Regions from separate parts of the Mus musculus genome. Here region 2 is linked to region 1. Evidence: chromatin contacts called from ENCODE Hi-C or POLR2A ChIA-PET data. All regions are on one chromosome and are shown on one strand. The core of a region is the stretch at or near the end of the contact, and the rest is flanking DNA. Distances in the headings are between cores, read along the strand shown. Region 1 holds the start of Chek1 (checkpoint kinase 1). Region 2 holds the start of Stt3a (STT3, subunit of the oligosaccharyltransferase complex, homolog A (S. cerevisiae)).

Evidence for each region. A loop is a pair of places that touch in the nucleus more often than their neighbours do. ChIA-PET counts read pairs that join two places held with the same protein, here RNA polymerase II (POLR2A).
Region 2: a map of heart shows a loop between it and region 1 (4-fold over the local background). The contact joins the promoter of Stt3a here to the promoter of Chek1 in region 1. A Hi-C loop is called at or near these places in 11 of 37 maps with a recorded cell type or tissue (T-helper 17 cell, adrenal gland, gastrocnemius and 3 more). POLR2A ChIA-PET finds 5 or more read pairs at or near these places in 3 of 5 experiments (Patski and embryonic stem cell).

The regions. Positions count from the first base shown.
Region 1 is chr9:36,722,928-36,729,730 of GRCm38, forward strand. Chek1 (checkpoint kinase 1) reads right to left here and starts at 3,731. Exons shown (of 13, transcript NM_007691.5): 1 at 3,636-3,731; 2 at 2,870-2,951; 3 at 870-1,093. The coding sequence starts at 2,934. It overlaps Stt3a (STT3, subunit of the oligosaccharyltransferase complex, homolog A (S. cerevisiae)), which reads right to left. Exons shown (of 18, transcript NM_008408.5): 18 at 6,417-6,803.
Region 2 is chr9:36,764,729-36,771,479 of GRCm38, forward strand. It overlaps Stt3a (STT3, subunit of the oligosaccharyltransferase complex, homolog A (S. cerevisiae)), which reads right to left and starts at 2,894. Exons shown (of 18, transcript NM_008408.5): 1 at 2,822-2,894; 2 at 326-452. The coding sequence starts at 413. It overlaps Gm26787 (predicted gene, 26787), which reads left to right and starts at 3,159. Exons shown (of 4, transcript NR_166654.1): 1 at 3,159-3,312.

The DNA of each region.
Region 1 (6,803 bases), core at 2,481-4,980:
TGCATACTATCAAAAGACTTAAGTCCATTAACAAATACATCACTAAATAACTCACATCTCCCTAGATGCTAAATAATAAAAATAAGCTAACATCATAGGAAAGTAATTTAAAAGTATTTTAATCTTATACTAACCCCAGTGGACTTCATTTCCTTCAAATGTCTCCCTACTTCTTCTAACACAAAGTTCAGGGCTGGAAAGATGGCTCAAAAGTTAAGAGCACTGGCTGCACTTCTATAAGACCAAGATTTGGCTCTCAGCACGCACATGAGTCACAACAATTTGTCAGCTCCAGGGGATCCAGTACCCTCTTCAAGCCTCTTATAGCATCAGACATGCCTCCACAGGCACCAGGTGTGCACATGGTACACAGAATACAAAACAGCCATAAAATAAATAAATAATTTTAAATAGTTCCCAATGACTGCCAACAGGGAAGTCATGTACAATTTCACTACATCACAGACTTAAATCATAAAACTTTTACATCACAAAGTCAAGAATGCCTGACTCTTCCTCCAATTTTCCTGTTACATAACCAATTCTGAAATAAAATTGATCTAGCTAACATTTAAAAATGCAGCTAAGAGAGTTGGGTGGTGGTGGTGCACACTTTAATCCCAGCACTCAGGAAGCAAAGGCAGGTGGATTTCTGAGTTCAAGGTCAGCCTGGTCTACAGAGTGAGTACCAGGACAGCCAGGGTTACAGAGAGGAACCTTTTCTCTAAAAACCAAAGAAACAGCTGAGAACATGGTTGAGTAGTAGACCAGTTGAAGGGCCTGTGGAAAGATGGTGGGTTTAATGTCCAGCAGCACACACAACGTATGAAGGTGTTCAGTAAAATATTTATCTTAAATCTTTTCCATACCAATTCTATCAAAAAGTTCTCCTCCACTACAGTACTCCAGAAACAGATACTGGATATGGCCTTCCCTCCTGTGGCCATAGAATTTCACTACATTCTCGTGGCTTAACATTTTATTGATGCAGATCTCTTTCTTAATATTTTCTGGACAGTCTATGGCCCGCTTCATGTCTACAATTTTCACTGCAACAGCTTCTTCAGTTATTCTATTCACAGCAAGTTGAACTCTTAAAAAGAAAGAGAGAAAAAGTTACAACATTTTCACCTCAGAATTCCCTTTCTCCTAACTCTTCAAAAGATTACTGATACACACCTGTAATTCCAGCATTCTAGAGACAAAAGGGTCCAAGTTCAAACACAGCCTAGACTACAAAGAAACTTTCAAAGAAAAAAAACAAAAAAAGCAAAACCCTAGCAGCGGGTGGAGGTGTCTCTGAGAAGCAGAGGCAAGCAGAGCTCTTGGAGTTTGGTGCCAATGAGATATTTATTCTCTCTACAAACAAAACTGAGGGGTGGGGATACCTGAGGGGGGGCCTGGAGAGAAGGCTCAGCATGTAAGAGCACTTGCTTCAGACCTCAGCCGTTTCCAGCACCCACATGGTAGCTCACAATCATTTGTAATTTCCAGTTCTGGGGGAATCCCACACTTCTGGCCCTCTGTGGGCAAACACTCATCCATATTTTAAAAATGCATAAATCTTAAGAAAAAAAGCTTCAAAAAGTTAGATGTAACACACCCCAAACTATTCTTCCTTTCTTCATCAAGGAAAATGAAATGGCCTCTGCTATGTTCTCAGACGCATTGAGACAAATGTGAAGCATTGCCATTAATGCTCCAAGAAAGTCTTGGAAACTTGGAAACCTTGTGCTTGCAAGTTATCTAATAACTGACCATGCTTTGAAAGACAATAGCAAGTCTACAATACATCACATATACACATGATCTAGTAATACAACAGCATTACTTTACACTTATTAATCTCATGCATATATGCCTGAGCCAACTACTGAACACATCTTTAAGGTAAGAACCATTAATTCTATCATCAGATGAAGAAACAAAGGCACATAAAGCTTGCTCAAGAACACAAATACAGCCAGGCGTGGTGGCACATGCCTTTAATCCCAGCACTCGGGAGACAGAGGCAGGCGGATTTCTGAGTTCGAGGCCAGCCTGGTCTACAAAGTGAGCTCCAGGACAGCCAGGGCTATACAGAGAAACCCTGTCTCAAAAAACCAAAAAAAAAAAAAAAAGAACACAAATACAACCAGGATCAGCTGAGTGTGGAGATCTGAAATTAGGCAGGATGCCGCCAGGGTCTTTTCATTATCTCATTTAAAATTCTAAGACACATGATTTGTTAGGAAAACAATTCTTTTATAAAAGAAAATTTTATAAAAGTAAAATTAAAAAAAAAAAAGAAAGAAAAGAAATTGGACCGTCAAGCACAGGCTTGTCATACCTACCTGGGAGGCTACAGTGTACAAGTTCAAGGCCAACCTAGGCAATTTAACAAGATTTTGATCTGAACAAAAACAAATGTAAGAAGAAATTTGGTGTTTTACAGGCCTAGAAATGTAGCTCATGGCAGAGCATAAGCCCAGCATGAGTGATGCACTAGGTTCAATGTCTACCATCACAAAAGAGGAGGAACAGGTGTGGATGTGCTTCACTCACTCAGAGCCTTGATGTACAAATGCGAATATCCATGCTCTTTGCCACTTGAAATAAAGGACTTTTTTTAAAGTGTGTACTCAGACAACAGGTGGAAAACTAAAGCAAACAAACAGGTAATATTTAAATTAGGAAGACCATGGTAATGGCCAGGCAGGTTAAGCCTCTTGCTGTCAGGCCTAATGATCCCTCCAAACCTTCAACAGAACCAGCTCCTGCAAGTTGTCTTCTGACCTCCACAGGTGCACGCACCATAGCACGACAGACAGACAGACAGACAGACAGACACACACTGCAATAAAAAATTAAAATGAGGACTCAAACTTACTCTCCATAGGCACCTTCTCCCAAAGTTTGCACCAAATCCCAGTCTTCCACAAAAGGCACTGCCATGACTCCAAGCACAGCGACTGTAAAATGCAGGATCCCAGAAAATACTGGGGATGAGTGTAAACTCTCATCACCTGTAATGCCACTGAGCCATGTCTCCTGCTATGATTCCGCACGACTTTCTTTTCATCTTACATCTGAACCATATTTACCCACGTCATAATACTGAACTTGAACATTTTGTCCTGTTTATCACAAATCCTGTTTCCACGTTTGTCCTCCGTCCGCCTTTATGCAAAACTGAGCACTTGCTTGGCTCCAGGGTTGCAAGACAAGAGCTTTCGGGTGAATGATCCGGAAAGGGAGTTGCGGGCAGGTCAGGGTGCGGGGGTGGGGAGCAGCTGGGTGTAACTACGGTAATTACTGCCAGAGCAGCCCCTCCTCCCACCCGCTCACTTCCAATTCCCACCCCAACGGCACGTGTCCCCAGCACCGGGAGGGAACAGGGCGGGGCCAAGCCGCGGAGAGAAGCGGGAGGCAGGGACCCCTAGAGCCGGGAAAGCATGCGAACCCCGGAGCCTTACAATCGCTCTGGTCCCTTTATGCTGGAGAGCCACGGGCCACCCGCTCCAGCCCGGGCTCCGGGCGGCCCTCCCACCTCTCTGCTAGTCTGGACCACTCCCTCCCCGCGCCCGTCCACACTAAACAAGCCCTCTGGGTCCTTTGCTGGAGTTCTTTCCCACTGTTCAGGACGCCCTTCTCACCAAGCAGTCCTTTGCCAGCTGCCACAGGAATCCAAATGCACAGCTTTTCCCGCCAAAACCTGCTTGCGTCATGCTGTCGCAAAAGCGCACACCTCTGCCGTAAAGCGGGCCGGCGCGCGTTGTCCTATCCCAGGCTCTGCAGAGGAGCGACTTCAGTAGACCGACCGCGCAAGGACCCTTCCTTCTAATACTGGCTGAAATTCTGATGTGGCCGTAGTTAAGACACAAGCTGACCAGATTTGGTATTGACGACTGCTTTGGTGAGAACTGATCTCTGAGTCCGAATGAAATGGAAATGGCACGGGGCGTGTGCCACGCCTTACGTTGCTCCACAGAGGCACCGAAGCCTCCATCCAGACTGCGCCACCAGTTGGGCCAAGAACCCAGGTTCCCTGCCACTCAGAGCCTGCAAAGGCTGCACCGTTAAGTACGTAAACCGACCTGCTCTTGACCTCGGAGCCCCAGGGAGGAAGGCTCAAACTAAGCGACACAGAGTGCTCTGTAAACTCAATTGTGCCCCCCTTAGTATTCGAATTGAGAAGCTAGCAACTGCTGCTGGAATTCTGAAAAAAAAAAAAAAAAAAAACGAAGGAAAGCAAGTGTGGTGGTGCATGCTTGTAGACCTAGAACTTGGGAAGCGTAAGCAAGAAGATCTTGAGTTCAAGGCAATCCGAGTTATACAGGGTTAGTCTTACCAAAAAAAAAAAAAAAAAAACGAAGGGGAAAAAAAACCACATCGCCGCGGATGTGTGAGGGGAAAGTGCAGTGAGAGTCACCAATATTGCCTGAACAGGAGGCTCCAGAACCAGTTAAATCTTTTTTTTTTTTTTGGGGGGGGGGGGACACACGACTATTTGCCTGTACTAGCTTTCTTAAACAAGCACGGTGGCCCACCACACTATAGAGATAAAGCAGGAGATACCCAACCAAGATGCTCGCTTTCAAGAAAAAACAAACAGCAAAGTAGACTTAATGGTGACTCATCTATAACCTCAGTCTAGGGAGGTTGAGCCAGGGAAAGTGATTCAGGTTGGTCAGCCTGAGCCAAGGGTGTGTGAGTGTGTGTGATCTTATCTAAAAAAAAAAAAGGAGGTGGGTTGGGGAGCACAATCAATATTCCTTAACTAGGCTAGACTTATGGCATAATGGTAGAATGCCTGCCAAGCATACAAAAGTCTCATAATAGAGAAATGTCAATTCTAAGAAAAGGGACTTGGATACAAAAAATAAGGAAACAATGAAACCATGTGCTGGCTAGTCAAGTGCATTGCCTCTGAGCTACATCTCCAACTCCATGAAATCTAACCTGGAAATGTTTAAACTTAAACCATGTTATCAGTTTAGGGTTCGTGTAATTAAAAACAAGCTATTAGATTATTTCCATTTCTTTGTGATTTCCTGTGTATATTCTGAAATCTACAAGAGGTTGATTTAGTCTTTTTTTTTTTTTTTTTTTTTTGGTTTTTTGAGACAGGGTTTCTCTGTGTAGCCCTGGCTGTCCTGGAACTCACTCTGTAGACCGGCTGGCCTCGAACTCAGAAATTCACCTGCCTCTGCCTCCCAAGTGCTCTTAAATGGAATCTAGGTTCCTCTAGTCTTAAATGGAATCAATGTCTTATTTCCTGGAAAAGACACAGTATCAGAGTTCTGACTTGGAGAAGAGTGTGTATATGTGTGTGTGTGTGTGTGTGTGTGTGTGTGTGTGTTTATGTGTTTGTGTGTACACCTATACCAACAACAGGGAGGTGAATGTAGGAAGACCAGTTCAGGTTCACATTGGTTATATAGAAAGCTCAAAGATAACCTGGAATAAATTAAATACTGTCTCAAAACACCTAATGTGTCTGAATCGATTAAAAGAAAACTGTTCAGACACAGAGGAGTAACTGAAAGTGAAGAGAGGTGGGGAGTAGGAGGACTCATGATAAAACTCCCTAAAATTAGTTAGGAAGGAATAGTAGTGAAACGAGGCATAACACTTGCCTGTAATCACAGCACTTCGGAGGGAGATGGAGAAAGATCAGGAATTCAAAGCCACCCTAAATTTGAATCTAACCTAGGCTACATGAGACTGACTTTAAAGGAGGGAGGGGCCACATAAACAATACCCTCTATTCCTTTCTGAGTATGAGAAATTTTGGGAAAACTGAAAGCCTACTGAAAATAAAAGGTAACAAACACAAAATAATGATTAATCCCAAAGACACCAATGACAGTACAGGAAAGTGACTTGACATGCATCGTGGGAAGCCCAGAATTGAAATGAGGACACCAGGCAACTCTGAATATGAAGGTCAAAATGGGGCAGTCACACGACTACCTATGAAGCAGAGATCTCTAAACACTTCCTGTTGTATAACCAAGGAAGAGCTCTATAACCAAGGAAGAGCTCTTCCCCAAAGCTACTAGTAAGGTTTGAGATAGTAAATGATTGCTAAACTATAAAGTAGACATAGTAAAAGGTGTGGCTATCCTGAAAATAGCATTTAAATTTAAGTGTATGTACTGAGAGTTGAACCAATATGCTTTCCTTTTCTACTTTAACCTAGAAAGGCAACAGCCTGGCCAATATCCTTGAATAAAAGGACAGAAATCCTGAATCTTATGTACAAAAGAAAGAAGGAAAGTTAACACATATTATGGAAGAAAAAGGAAATCTAACACCAATATCAACAACTTCTCAGTGTGCCAGCCCAGCCTGATCATAGTACATTAAAAAGCATATGCACACATTCTCCATAACACTTTAGACCACCCAGTCTGAAAAAAGCAGTCAGCCAAGAATTTGGAAAAGTCTTTAATTGGAAAGGCAGCAAAACAATGGGACAAAAGAGATCTCTAAACAAGAGTGCTTAAGACTTTAGAAATATGAAAGCAGAAAAGAAAAAAGTTATTTTTTTTAAATATGGTTGAAATTAAGAGATGTTGCTCACTGTTAAGAGTGCTTACCTAGCATGCACAGGGCCCTGGGCTTAAACCTACGCACAACATACAAAAGGGGAGAGGGAGGGAAGAGGAAGGGAGGAAAAAGAGAGGGAGGGAGGGAGGGAGGGGAAAACAGAGCAAGACCACAAATACAGCTGAGGAAATCTCCAAAAAGGTAGAATAAAGAAGAGCAACTAAGAAACTATTAGAAAACTGACTCAGAAAGCCCCACACTCAAATAAC
Region 2 (6,751 bases), core at 1,644-4,143, 41 kb after region 1:
ATTATACCACTGAGAAATGGCAAAAAGAACAGCAATCTTGGGCTGAAGCGATAGCTCAGCCATTAAGAGCACTGACTATTCTTCCTGAGGTCCTTAGTACAATTCCCAGCAACCACATGGTGGCTCAAAATCATCTGTAATAGGATCGATGCCCTCTTCTGGTGTGTCTGAAGATAGCAACAGTATACTCATATACATAGAATAAATAAATAATTTTAAAAAAAAAAGGAGGAGCCATCTGCTAAAAGAATAAGCCATGTTTTAAAAGCTGTTTTTAATGTTCTCATCATCCCAGCTCCAAGGGGAGAAGCGTACGCAGACTCACATAACACAGCAGCCATCGACAGGATGAGAAGCTTTAGAAGTGTGTCCTGCTTCTCATAGGACAATCGCAAAAATCCAAGCTTAGTCATCTTGACATCAATGGGTGGCAACTGATGATATTCAAATACCTAAAATGGAAAAAGTCAAGACTGTAAGATACTGAATATACTAAATTTACTTAAATTAGCTTTAATCTTTTATGATGGTTAAGAACCATAGAATATACGTGAGCTACAAAAAACACCACAGAGGTAACCCAACCTGGGACTACAGACTGATGTACAGGGAAGAAGCAAACATTATTAGATTTATATGTCAAAATGAAAAAGGGAGAGCCATGCTTAGTGGCACACGCCTTTAATCCCAATACTTAGAAGGTAGAGGCAGGCCAATCTGATCTACAAAGCACATTCTAGGCCAATCAGAGTTACCAGTAACCTAGTTATATTGCCTTTCTGCCAAAAATAAAAGAACAAAAAAGAGTACTCAAAACACACACTCCACACGTCTATAATCCCAGGTATTTAAGAGACTGGGACAGAAGAATCAAAGGCTCCAGTTTAGAGAGAGCCTGTCCCAAGATAAAATTATTTAAAAGGGCTGCCCATGTAATTCAACAACGGAGTATTTGCCTAGAAGGCAAAAAAGCCCTGGTTTCCATCTTTCAGTACTACAAAAAGAAATATATATTCCACCCACAATTCTGTTTCCTAGTTGCACAGCAACCAAGTACAACTAGCAAAAGTAAGACACAAGGATCAGAAAGAAACAGAAGTGGAGGAGAAAGGAAAGTAGAAAAGGACGTGAAAATAGAAAGAGGGAAAACCAAACAAAGGTACTTGTTAAAAGGGAAAAAGAAAATAATCACGGAAACATAAGTGGGCATGAGAGGAGAGCGTACAAGCCAGGTACACTAGCCCATGTCTAGATTCCCAACACTTGGTGATACTGAGGAAGAGGATCACTGTACTGTTGAGTTCAGCATGGACCCAGTTAAGTTCTGAGTCAGTTTGGGTTAATGTGAGACCCTGCCACAGAGAAAGTTAAGTGGGGCTGAAGGTGGGGAAAGAGGGGGAGGTAATTTGGGCAGGAAGGTAAGTGGGAAGGGAGGGAAAGTGGAAATGAACATTACTTACTGAAGTGAAAGGAGAAATCTAGAAATCATGACTGACTAGACATAATTTCCAGCTATAAATCTAAGCCTCAATTGATTGGCTACAAGCTTTTTTCTGTTCCAAATCCCAGTGTGCATGCTCTCTGGCCAACTAAAGAGCAGGTGGTCACTAATGCAAGTTCAATCCATGCACTCAAGAGAGAAATATACTCAGGCCACCCACTACATATTCATTTTCAAAGTTCAAACTGTAACTACTGCTCAGGTCTATTTCCCTGTAACTCATTTCATGACCCAGAGAGAACTTGGAGCACCAGATGAAAATCTAGAGCAAAATTACAATAATAATAATAATAATTTTGTTTCTTCTAGACCAGAATAAATTTTGGAATGGTGGTAAGGGAAGCAATCTGCAGACAGTTCAGAATGGTGATCAATTATAGACAATTGGTATGTTAAGGACTAAGAAACAAAGAGTGTGGCAACTGAGAAAACGTAGCACTGTTCAAAACTATGCTGGGAAAGGGGAAACTGCATTATCTTGTTCCCTTCTTTCCAGGGACCAGGGGGTTGCAAAAGGAAAACACTGGACAAAATGGAAAACACGAAGACTCACACTGCGAAGTCTAACATCTTTCCTTTAATTAACTATACCAAAAGAGCAGTTTGGGCTGGTGTGATTAATTATAATTCCAAAGGGAAGGCTTATCACGCACTAATTCTGGGAAGTGAACAACTCAGTCCCATCTCTTGGGTTTGTAGTTGTTCTCAGGAGATAAGTGACATGGAAACTAAACACCACTGAGCTAATATGATCCACACACCTGAAGAGTAAGCAAAGGCAGCGAGAGTGCTAAAACCTGGACTTTAAAGCTAAACACTGCGAGTTTTCATACCGTTCTTGGCAATCTCCACACACCGATAGGGTACAGAAAGGGAAAGGACGCTTTTCTTATCTGCTCATCATCTCTCTGCTTCTCAGCTGTGTCTGCAAGCCTTGACCCACCCGAGCTCTAAATTCTAGGGCTGCAGCCTCGGTGGTTTTCCCACATACGTTTCCACGTCATCTTGTGCACCCTCACTGACTTCGAACCCACTATCTCAGCACACTCCGCGTGGCCCTTCCAAGCTAGTCCCAGGATCCTGTGCCCCACGCCCTCATGGCCAGAGTGCATTGCTCTGCCAAGACCCTTCCTCAGATCGTCTGGTGCCCCAATGCCTGGACGTCCCCATCTCACACTCCACGCCCCCTCCTCCGCCCAGGCCGCAGGCAGGCTCTGCTCCCCACCTCTACAGGCTTGTGTCCAGCACCTCGTTCGGGCCGGCCAACAGCCCGCGCGGCACCTGCCGCTAATCCTCTAGCGCTACCCCAGAGTTTCTCACCTCACGGATGCTCCTCAGGAACCCACTCTGCTCCCCCTGCCATCCGTTCAGCGGCGCACTCAACCCTGACAGCAGCCAAGGCCCGCCTCCCTGCCCGCTCCGCATTGGCTAGCCTCCGTCGATGTATATTTCAGGGGACCGACAGGATAACGGTTCTGTCTGTCATTTCGAGGGCGTGGATCGAGTCTGGATTCCTCCTTTTGAATGGACAATGTGACTGTCATTCACCCTGTTGAGAGGCGTGACTATGAAGTCCCACCGAACTGTGATAGGCCGGCGCGGGAAAGCGAAACGCGCGGAAAGAGCGTGCTCTGAACAGTTTGGTTGAGAGCCGAGCAGTGACGTGTCGGTCTGCGGACCAGGAAGGAGCGGCGATAGGAAGGAGTGGACGCTGTACCCTGGTCACATGAGCAGAAGCGGAAATACGTAAAGAAAGCGGCAGTCGTACCACGTCCGGAAAAGTTGGGCTGCAGATCCGTTTGTTTTTTAAGGTAGAAATGGCCCGTTACCTATTAAACGGTTAAAGGAGAGAAGATATGTTGTGAAAACTCTCAGCCTCCATGGTTCACACGAACCCACCTTGTGTAAGATGTGTCAACTAATAAGCCCAAGAATTGTTTCTGTGTTTGCAGTAACCTCGATAAAGGGACCTTTGACAAATTTCACCGAAACGTTTCACTCAGGTCTGACTTTATGGAAGGGCCCGGGAGGCCTTTTTAGGGTGTCACCGCCCGAGTCGGGCTGAGCCGGCAATAGCCTGCAGAAATTATCTCAAGGCTCGGAGCGGCTAGCCCTGGGCAATCAGGAGCAGCTTAGCATCGCCGGGCCCCTGCGAGGGTGACCTTTCCTCCCGGGCCCTCCGAGGATGGTACTGAGAACGGGCACAGGAAGGGGTTTCAGCTGCCAAACTCCAGTCTTTTCCGATATATACATATAAACAGATGTACTAATTCGAACACTTCCATGCCTTACAAGCCTCAAACCAAAGGCTACGGTAAGATTAGACCATCCAGATACCATTCATATTTGGTGCCAGTGACGCTGGCTTCTCTTTTCCTCTCCCATGAAGGGAAGCACCAACTATTGAAATCAGTACTTATTACAATAATGCATTTCCTCAAAATGCTCATGACCAGTTTTTACACCAGGACCTAACTCAATACCTCTTCTCTTTTGTTTTTATAGTAAATGTTCCATGTAGTTTTATTTTAGCAAGAATAACGGCAAAGCACACACTTGTGATGCCAGTGCTCCCAGAGTCTGAGGCAGGAGGAGCTAATTCCAGGCATCTTAATCTGAAGGAGATAAGCATGAGGACTTTACATACATTCAAACTCCTGTGGCTTCAAAACCTAGCTTAATTTCTTACATAGATAAATTATTTCTCACAGTTCTAGAGTCTGGGAAACAAAAGATTACAGTGCCCGAAACTGACGAAGACTTTTACCACGGCATTATATGGTGGGAGGTCACCTCAGACGTTTTATTTTAAAAAAAAAAAAAAAAATGCTAAGGTCAGGACTAGGGACAATGCTAGGGCTTGGTGGGTAAAGACAGTTGCCCCCTTACAATCTACAATCTTGCATTTGATTACCCAGGATCCACCTAAAGGTTGTAGAAGAGAACTGACCCCACAAAGTTGTCCACACCTCCACTGTGGCATGTATGTGCACACTTGTACACATACACACAGTAATAATAAAAGTTTTAAGGGGGCTGGTGAGATGGCTCAGAAGTTAAGAGTACCGTCTGCTCTTCCAAAGGTCCTGAGTTCAGATCCCAGCAACCACATGGTGGCTCACAACCATCTGTAACAAAAATCTGATGCCCTCTTCTGGAGTGTCTGAAGACAGCTACAGTGTACACACATATAATAAATAAATAAATAAATCCTAAAAGAAATTTTTAAAAAAAGTTTTAAGGGATGCTAGCCTAATAAATAAATAAATAAATAAATAAATCCTAAAAGAAATTAAAAAAAAGTTTTAAGGGATGCTAGCCTAGGCCTGGTGGAGGGCTTTCGTGTAGCTAGTTCAAGGACATCCTGGGTGTTTAATGAGACCCTATCTCAAAGAGTAAACAGAGGCCTGGTGATGTAATTCAGTAACTGCATGCTTCCCTGCATGCATGAGGTCCTAGATTAAGTTTCACATAGCAAAAGAGGTAAAAGAGCTAAAAGAAATTTAAATATATGTGTGTGTATATATATATATATATACGTATATATGTATATACACACATGAACATATATATTGATAAATACACACACACACACACACACACACACATATATATATATATATATATATATATATATATATATATATATATAAAACTATTTAAAAGGTGTTCCTCCCTTGAAGCCCCTCCCACTCAGGAATTTTCCCTTTTCCTTAATCTGCATGCACCCTAAAAGGGAATAAAAAAGACCGTTGAGGGGGGAAAATATGAAGATTATTGAAAGCTCTGTTTTTTTAATAGAACCTGTTTCTAAAAGACACTACCTTTAGGATTCTAAGTGATTAAAGTAAAGTCGTCGTTTTTAGGAGTAATATTCCTTTTAACAAAAGGAGACGGGGTGGGGGAGAGAGAGATCCTGGAGAGATGGCTAATCTGTCTGCTCGTCCAGATGTCCTGAGTTCAATTCCCACATGGTGGCTCACAACCACCTATAATAAGGTCAGATGCCCTCTTCTGGCCTGCAGGCAGAACAATTTATACATAATAAATAAATATTTTACGCCTTTAATCCCAGCACTTGGGAGGCAGAGGCAGGCGGATCTCTGAGTTCAAGGCCAGCCTGGTCTACAAAGGAGTTCCAGGACAGCCAGGGCTATACAGAGAAACCCTGTCTCGAAATAAAAGCAAACAAAATAAATAATTAAATTTAAAAAAAATATTTATTTATTTTATGTATATGAGTACACTGTAGCTATCTTCAGACACACCAGAGGAGGGCATCCAATCTCATTACAGATGGTTGTGAGCCACCATGTGGTTGCTGGGAATTGAACTTAGGACCTCTGGAAGAGAAGTCAGTACTATTAACATCTGAGCCATCTCTCCAGACCATAAATAAATCTTAAATTCAATTAATTAATTAATAAGGAGAGCGGACATGGTGGCATGGTGAGGAGCAGAGACAGGAAGATTTCTATGAGTTGTAGGCTATGTGGTCTACACGGAGAGTTCTAGGTCAGTGAGAACCATAGTGAGACCTTGTCTCTTCTCAAATACAAAACAAAAGAGAGCAGGATGAATTTTTGATAGCAGACTAGCTAGTTATAATTATAGCTAATCTGTAATTGTCAGTGAAGATATTTACAAAAGATATGCACAAAAGATGTGCACAAAAGATGTGCACAAAATTGTATTACAAATCAACTCAGAATGGGAAAATTACAATAAGTCAGCCAACAGATTACATATGAATTCAGTTTTGAGTTGGTGGTTTTAGAAAGCAATGGTTTTACTATTTTATCAGTTACTAAAATGTTTGCCAGCACTATGGCAGTAGCCTAGATTGGGAATTGGACTCACTGTCTACCAATAGATGAATGGGCAAAGAAAGCACACACATGTACACTGTGTTGGCTAGTTTTATGTCAGCTTGACATGAGCCAAAGTCGTCTGAAAGGAGGGAACCGCAATTAGAAAGTGCCTCCATAAGATCAGGCAGTAGGCAAGCCTGTAGTACATTTTCTTGACTAGTGAGAGGCCCTAGCCCAGTGGGGATGGTGCCAACCCTGGGCTGGTGGTCCTGTATTCTATAAGAAAGCAGACTGAGCAAAGCAATACAGAGAATGCAGTAAGCAACATTCCACCATTGCCTCTGTATCAGCTCCTGCCTCCAGGTTCCTGCCTTGTTTGAGTTCATGTCCTGATTTCTTTCAGTGATGAAGAAGAATAAGTCTAATAAACTCCTGCCTC